3 separate regions of the Mus musculus genome follow, and regions 1 and 2 are each linked to region 3. Evidence: chromatin loops called from intact Hi-C (ENCODE). Cell type or tissue: heart. All regions are shown on one strand.

What was found. A loop is a pair of places that touch in the nucleus more often than their neighbours do. Peaks named below come from ENCODE experiments on the same cell type or tissue, not always from the same donor. Only the 100,000 strongest peaks of a DNase experiment are listed, where the experiment ranks them.
Region 1: it touches region 3 in a loop (8-fold over the local background); 16 of 42 quality-filtered maps call a loop at or near these places.
Region 2: it touches region 3 in a loop (5-fold over the local background); 21 of 42 quality-filtered maps call a loop at or near these places.

What each region holds. Positions count from the first base shown.
Region 1 is chr5:76,653,501-76,656,000 of GRCm38, reverse strand. No RefSeq gene overlaps it. Among named protein-coding and RNA genes, the nearest start is that of Cep135, 66 kb to the right of the region's middle. In heart, no CTCF peak of the experiment used is centred here; no DNase peak of the experiment used is centred here.
Region 2 is chr5:76,767,840-76,770,339 of GRCm38, reverse strand. It overlaps a transcript of Cracd not described here. Among named protein-coding and RNA genes, the nearest start is that of Gm34369, 8.3 kb to the left of the region's middle. In heart, a CTCF peak has its summit at 1,167 (motif pointing left); no DNase peak of the experiment used is centred here.
Region 3 is chr5:76,842,414-76,844,913 of GRCm38, reverse strand. The region is part of intron 2 of Cracd (capping protein inhibiting regulator of actin); the gene reads right to left. Among named protein-coding and RNA genes, the nearest start is that of Cracd, 3.1 kb to the right of the region's middle. In heart, a CTCF peak has its summit at 1,294 (motif pointing right); no DNase peak of the experiment used is centred here; H3K27ac peaks cover 461 bases.

The sequences.
Region 1 (2,500 bases), 190 kb after region 3:
TGCTGGAAAGGTGACAGGTGACAGAATATCTTTCTTCCGACTTCTCAAGCGTACTGGTCCATAGTTCATACCAACAAAATATAGAAGGGCAACGGGATATATACAAAAGAATTATATAAGAATAAACTCAAAATACATGTTAAGCATAAAGGTAAGACCTAAATCGATCAGAGTCTTAGGGAAAAAAAAAACTTCACAGTGAAGGTATGGAAGGGAAAAGCTATATTCAAGCTAGCTATATAGGGATATAATGACATTTTTTTTTTTGCAATAGAAGGAATGAAGTGCTAATTAACACATACATGAGCCTTGTATGTATTAGGGCTGAACCTTGAGAACATTACAGTAAGAGAAAGAAACCAGACATAAAAGACCACATAAGGCAAGATCTCCTTATACCGAGTATGCAGATAGGCGAGTCTCCTGAAACAGCCACAGGTCACGTGAGGAAGGTGAGCTGAGAGAAAACAGGGCATGGATATTTGGAATGATGAGGACGTTTATGTAATTGTGGAATTTGTTCCACAACTATGGGTCTACTGAGATACCGTTGAATCACACACTATAATGGTGAATTATATGGTTTGTCAGTCACTGATCAATAAAGTTCTTAAAGATATTTTAAAATCTTTTTGTGTGTATTTGTATGTGTTCATGTGTGCACATATAAGTGCGGGTTCACATGCATGTATGCACCTGTGTATGTGGAGGTACCAAGGGTAGACATTGGGTATCTTCCTCAATCTTTCTCCACGTTATATTTTGAGACAGTCTCTCACTGAACCTGGGGTTGATCAGCTCAACTAGACTGTGTGGCTGCAAGCTCCAGGGGTCAAGCTCCTTCTCTGTCCACCCAGAGCTGGAGTTACAGGCATGGGCCATCATCGGCACTGTTGTGAGATTCCACGGATCCCAACCTAGGTCCCCATGCTTGCATGATAAGTGGTTTCCTAACCGAGCCATCGCTGTAGATCTCCAGATAAAGCTGTTTTCGAAGAAGACAGCGTTAAGATGTATCATTGATATCTGATTATAGGGATTTCAGGGTAAAATATACCACGTGATAAAAATTGCAAACAGAAGCACATAGCAGGGCTGGGGAGATGGCTCAACGGTTAAGGCACTGGCTGCCCTTCCAGAGTCCTTCCAGAGGTCCTGAGTTCAATTCCCAGCAATCACATGGTGGCTCACAGCCCTCTGTAATAGGATCCAATTTCCTCTCCTGGCATGCAGGTGTACATGCAGATAGAGCACTCATATACGTAAAATAAATAAATAAGTCTGAAAAAGGTACATAGCAATATTGAAAGTCTATGTACCTGACAACAGAACATTTGGTTTAAGGCAAAGCCCAAAATAAAAAGAAAAGTTATGTAAATCTACTTTATAGTGAGACATGTTTTACTTTGTCTTTGAAACTGCTCTGTTAAGTAGAGAAGGGACTACACAGAAATGAACAAGCTTGATAGAAAAGCTGCCAAATGTGTGCCCAACACACAGAAAAGTTACACTCTGCGCTAAAAACAATTGCAATATTCACAAAAAAGTTTTAGATAAAAATACAACAAAACTCAATGAGTTTCAGAGGTCAAAATTCATACGTGTTATATTCTTTGGCCAAAAGTCAATGAATTAGAAATTTATATCAAAATCTTACCTACATGGTCTTTGTTTTGTTTGTTTGTTTTTGTTTTTTGCTTTTAGTGCTGAGAATTGAAGTCAGGGCCTTGCACATGTTAGGCAATGGCCAACAACTAAACTCCATCCCCAGCCTCTCAAACTTCCGGTTTTTACTTTGCTTTCTCTCATACACCCTGATCACCGTCCTCCCTCCCTCCACTCCTCCAAGTTCCCCCCCTCCCCAGTGTCCCCTCTCCCCCAGATCCCCTCCCTCCTAGTGACTTCAACTGAATTTGGCATTACAAGATGCAATGAGACCAGGAGTGTAACCTCATATCAAGGCTAACTAAGGCAAACCAGTAAGAGGGAACGGGTCCCAGGAGCAGGCAGGAGAAGAGTCAGAGACACCTCACTCCCATTGTTAGGAGTCCAACAAAAACCCCAAGCTAAAGAACCACGGCCGGCGAGTGTGGCCTGCTGCAGACTCATGCGGGCTCTGTGGTTGCTGCTTCAGTCTCTGTGAGCCCCTATGAGCCTTGCTTAGTTGAAACTTTATTTTAAGCAACTTTTGTATTAAAGATGGACAAAGGATTCTTTCCAGTAAATTCACCCACATCAATCTTGATTTGTATCTGGTGTGTGTGTGTGTGTGTGCTGTATACATGTGTGTTGTGTGAATGTGAGGTGTGTGTGTGTATGTTGTATATGTGTATATTGTGTGTATGTGATGAATGTGTGTATTGTACGTGTTGTGTGTGTTGTATATGTGTGTATGTGTGTTGTGTGTGTATGTGTGTGTGTGTGTGTAGCAGAAACTGGTGAGATAGAAAAGAAACAGTAAACTTAACAAAATAACAGGTGATTCTTAGGAAACATACAT
Region 2 (2,500 bases), 75 kb after region 3:
ACAGCAGCCCCTTTGTACCATACCTGCAACCTGGGCGCTCAGAGCCTCGCTGTGGACAGTCTTTGTTAGTTTAATTTCCTCCGAGGCCATGGCTTTTAAACGGTACTGAAATAAAAAGAGTACAGTATGCGAACGTGTGAATGCGATGCTTGCAGAAACGAGGGCTGGGCGGTTTGCCCCACTCACAGCATCAACCCCCCCACCCCCCCATAGCATTGGTTCTGCTGGTCAGGGATGCCAGATTGCACCTGTTGGCGAGCTGAGGCATATAAACGTTATCGAATGGGAGCAGAGAAAACCAAGAGTCACCCATGCTCAAACACTGGCGTTCTTATCGCTTGCCGCCGTCCACACAAACAGCACACAGCCAGTGAATTACAGCCTCTGTCACGTTGCTGACCCTCGTCTGGAAGAAGACATTTGCTGTGTTCCTCAGACCAGAAAAGGACAGGTAGGATTTACACAGGGCCACGTTCCTTTTGATTAGTAGCTGAATCAATGTTTACGCTGAGTCACACCACTTAACCCCTAAACCGGGCATGAGGAAGCCGTAGCCCATCAAATGTCCAAACACTTAGCGTTTCGATGGCTCTGTTTCAAAATGATCTCTACGTTAGCAGGAAGAACGATGTCAACAGGCGTCATTGCGTTAATCAGAATAAGCCAAACTGGGACAAATACTGTGCAGTTTCTCTTACATGCAGAAACTAGATCTGAAATTATATATGTATACGTTCGCATACCTACATGTGTACGTGTGTATTTATATGTCAAGACTCAAAGGGGACCATGATCGGAGAGAAAGATATTAAAGAAATGGGGGGACAGGTGGTAGTGGAATACACGTAACAGGAAAGCAGAGGCAGGCCTTGTGGGGACAGAAAGGGAGGCAGCTGGGAGGAGGCAGGATTATGGGGGGGGTGGGACCACATAAGATGAAAGTCAAATAATACATATTCACAAAGATGCCACCAGGAAACTCAGCAGTTTGTAGGATAACTCAAAATTTTAATTTAAAATAAAATGGGAAAGATCTCCAGGGCTGTAGAGATGGCTCAGCGGTTAAGAGACTGTCTGCTCTTCTAGAGGTCCTGAGTTCAATTCCCAGCAACCACATGATGGGTCAATCTATAATGGGATCTGATGCCCTCTTCTGGCACGAAGTTGTAATGAAGATAGAGTAATGAAGAAGAGGCACTCATATACATAAAATACATAAATCTTAAAAGAATATCTCTAATACCCAAACGTGCACCTCCTTGTCTTAGCATTTCTTGAGGGGGGGGTAGATGAACAGGTTTATGAAATGCTGTTATATGTAATGAAATTTTCAATTGTTCCTACATTATCTTTCCCAGCAACTCAAAATTATTTGCAGGTATTTATTTTTACAGATATTGTTTATTAAGAAAAAAATTCCCTGACAGAAAAAAAAATGATTTTTGAAACATTTAAATCTCTGTAAGGTCAAAAGTTATGGGTTGAATGTACATTAGTTACTCTCCTTTTTGCTATGACAAATCCTGACTGGAGCAACTTAAAGGTAAAAGATTTATTTTGGTCCGTATTCTAAAGGAACCCACTCCATCATGTCACAGAAAGCGTGGCAACCTGGAGTGGCTTGGCCTGCGGTTGCTGGAGCTAGCCACTAGGCTTCCCCACCTCTCTGTGGAAGGGCAGCAGAGAACAGGAGTGCTGGCGTTTAGCTCCTTTCCCCTCTTCCCCGTTTTATCTGTCTGGCTCCCCAGCTCATAGAATGGCATCACCCACGTTCAGGGTGGGTTTCCCTCCTCAGCTAATTCTCTCTAGAAATGGCCTTACACACATGTACCAGTCACTGGGACCATGACTCGGGAAAGAATTATATATGGTAGGTCTAATGAAGTCCCTCCTTGTTCTCCAGAGAGTGAACAAACGGTCAAGCCTGGCCCTTCTGTGCACTCTGGGTTGTCTCCCCACCACCGTCCCTCTCATGTTACCAGTTACAATTTGTTTCCATTTTAAGTTCTATTTCTCCGAAAGGTAAGTTGCATTGTTTTTCTGTTGGAGTACCAGGTTCCTTGGTCCCTACCTTCTTAGCTAGTGCTAGTAAATTGTCTCAGCACCATAATCCCATATTTTGAAGAGCTTCTCTTATACCTTACCATTTTTTGTTACTGGCGCCATTTTTGAAGTATGCTTTCATTCTGTTACCAGGGCATCCATCACCCTCTTCTGTCCTTCTCTGGTACTGCACTCATGTGGTACACACACACACACACACACATATAGGCAAACACATTCATACACAAAATAAAATTAAAAGGGAAATTTTATTATTAAAAAAGGAAGCCTCTCCCCTTAAAGCTTATGTATTACTTCTGGCTTCTCTTAATTCTACTGGATTTATTGCTATGGTAGTGAACACAGTCTTAGCATAAATGTCACCTCTCCATTTGAAATGGTCCAGATCAACCCAAGGAATTAACTACCATACAGGGTCGGCTCACTGTCAGAGCAC
Region 3 (2,500 bases):
CAGCTGGAATGTGAGCAGAAATGAACTATATTTTGTCCATTTCATTTGGACCATTTTGTAGTATGGAATGCTCGAGAGTGACGCGGCAGGAACGCACATCCATATTTATGAGGCTGGATGCTGTGGTGTGGAAGTGCCAAGCACATTGTATCCTGCAGCTCTCTGCACTGCCAGTGTTTAGAATTGATCAGATTCTTTTCTTCTGCAGCCATTTCCCCACCTCCCAAACCATGCCTGTAAGCGCGAACCACAGAGGGGAAAAAAAGTGCTGTCCTTTTGAGCAAACTGCAGACCCTTCCATCTCAGAAGTGAATCCTTTTCTCAAAGAAAATAAAAAGAGCATACGGATTTAGATACTTGTTCTAGGAAGACTTGGCCAAGAATGGGTGTTTATTCTTTCTGCCCTTGACAGCTGTATTAGATGAAAAAAAAAAAAAAAGATCCTCAAATGTATGATTTTGGAATTCTCAAGTGAAATCAGTTCAGTGGGAGATATGAGGCTACTAAGAATGGGGGACCCCACCCCAGCCCCCACCTATGCCAAATAACCTGTGGTACAAATGACATAGCCATTTCCCGACTAAAGTGCAATACAATTGTATAAATCACCTGCAGGCTCAGAATGGGCTACCCCTAGTCTCATCAGCAGTGGGTACACACCTCTCAGCTGGGCCTGACCTTATCTGTGTTTCCAGGGTAACTATATAGGTAATGCCAAGGTCACTGCAGCACAAGTGCAAAGCTTGTACAGTCGCCCTGGGCAGCAGCGAGCAGTTGATTACATACAGACTTGAGACTTGAAGACCTGGAGGAGCCTTCAGGTTTGCCCATCACACGCACCCCTGTATTGCTCAAGTGGGGAAGGCGAGAGTCACCCAGATTAAAAAGTACTTGGCCCAAGGTCATATGACCACGCGGAGGCAGAGGCCTGACTCAGACTCTTCAGTTTTTCTGTGCTCTCTCATCCATTCAAATGGTATCCATCCTACCGGCTGAGGACCAAATGGCTCAGGTACCAGGTCCTCAAAAAGGACACTACTGTTTTAGTCCCTGTAACTACGTGCTCTCTAAAATTTGCTCTCATGGCACATTTTCCTACCCAGAAAAACATGAGCTTGTTCTTTTAAGGAGGATCAGTGGTTCTCCACAGGAATGTTGCCCAGGATATAGTGATATTACTCAAGACAGGGCAGGTTCACTGTGCTGTATGCCATTTTTCCATCAGTGAAGCCAGGCTGCCTCCTGTCTGGGCTCCGGGACAGCCCCAGATGCTATGACACAAGCGGGCACTAGGGGGTGATCTCTCCAAGAGCAAATACCTTTCCACTCATGAGTTCTAAATGAACGTTGGTCAGATAGTTTCTTAAATAATATTTGTTGTTGCTGTTGTTGTTAAATGATATTCTAGAGAATTTCATTATAAGAGACTATTTAGATAACTGTGGCTAATCACCTAGCTAGGACGTTCACTGTCAAAGAGACATTATCCATCCCTTTCTTTTAAAACAAACAAACAAACAAAAAAACCATCAAAGACATACACAATGACAATTCCAGACATAAAACACACATGCCTCTGACACAGCTAAACTCTCATTCCATGCTGGAGTCTACGAGTATGCTTATCGCAGAGCATCACCATCCGCACACCGCTGTCATGGGAAATGCGAAGCACTCATGCAAGTGTATGAGGGCACTACGTTTGGGGGACTTACCAGGAACATACTGCTTAGTCGACTGAAAAAGAAAGCATAGTCTTTGGGGAGTGATTCAGTTAAGGCTTTAGGTCACTTAAAAAAAAAATCCCATTTGCTCTGACCATGGTCCCCACTCCCCCACCTTGAAGAGCAATGCCCTTAATATTTCCAAAGTCACCACCACAGAGATCAAAGGAGGCTCCTGAGTCCTGGGACAAAAGAAAAATTAGGCAGACCTCATGTGACTGGGGCTGCACACTAGTCATTTTGATCTGTTCACCCACCCCTCCTTCTTGTGTTAATCAAATTGTCACTTCAGGAAAGTTGATGGCTTTACATTTTATCAATTAATGAGGTCAGATTACTTAAAACCATAGGGTCGCCCAGGTAGGGGTGGCGCATGCCTTTAATCCAGGCACTTGGAAGGCAGAGGCAGGGGATTTCTGAGTTCAAGACCAGCCTGGTCTACAGAGTGAGTTCCAGGACAGCCAGGGCTACACAGAAAAACCCTGTATCAAAAAACCAAACTAAACCAAACCAAACCAAAACCAAAAAAAAAAAAAAAAAAAAAAAAAAAAAAAAACCAACCAAAAAAACCCCCAAAACCAAAAAACCATAGGTCATGTTAAAAGAAGTCAGTCACTCATATATTTTATTGGGTTTCTATTTTTTTCAATACTGCGCCATTACATGCACTGTACAACACTTAAAACCCACTTTTTAAAGTGGCAGTGGTATGTGGTAAATGTTACAGAGCAGGTATCACTGAAGGCAACAGGCCAGTATCCACCCTTCAAAGAATT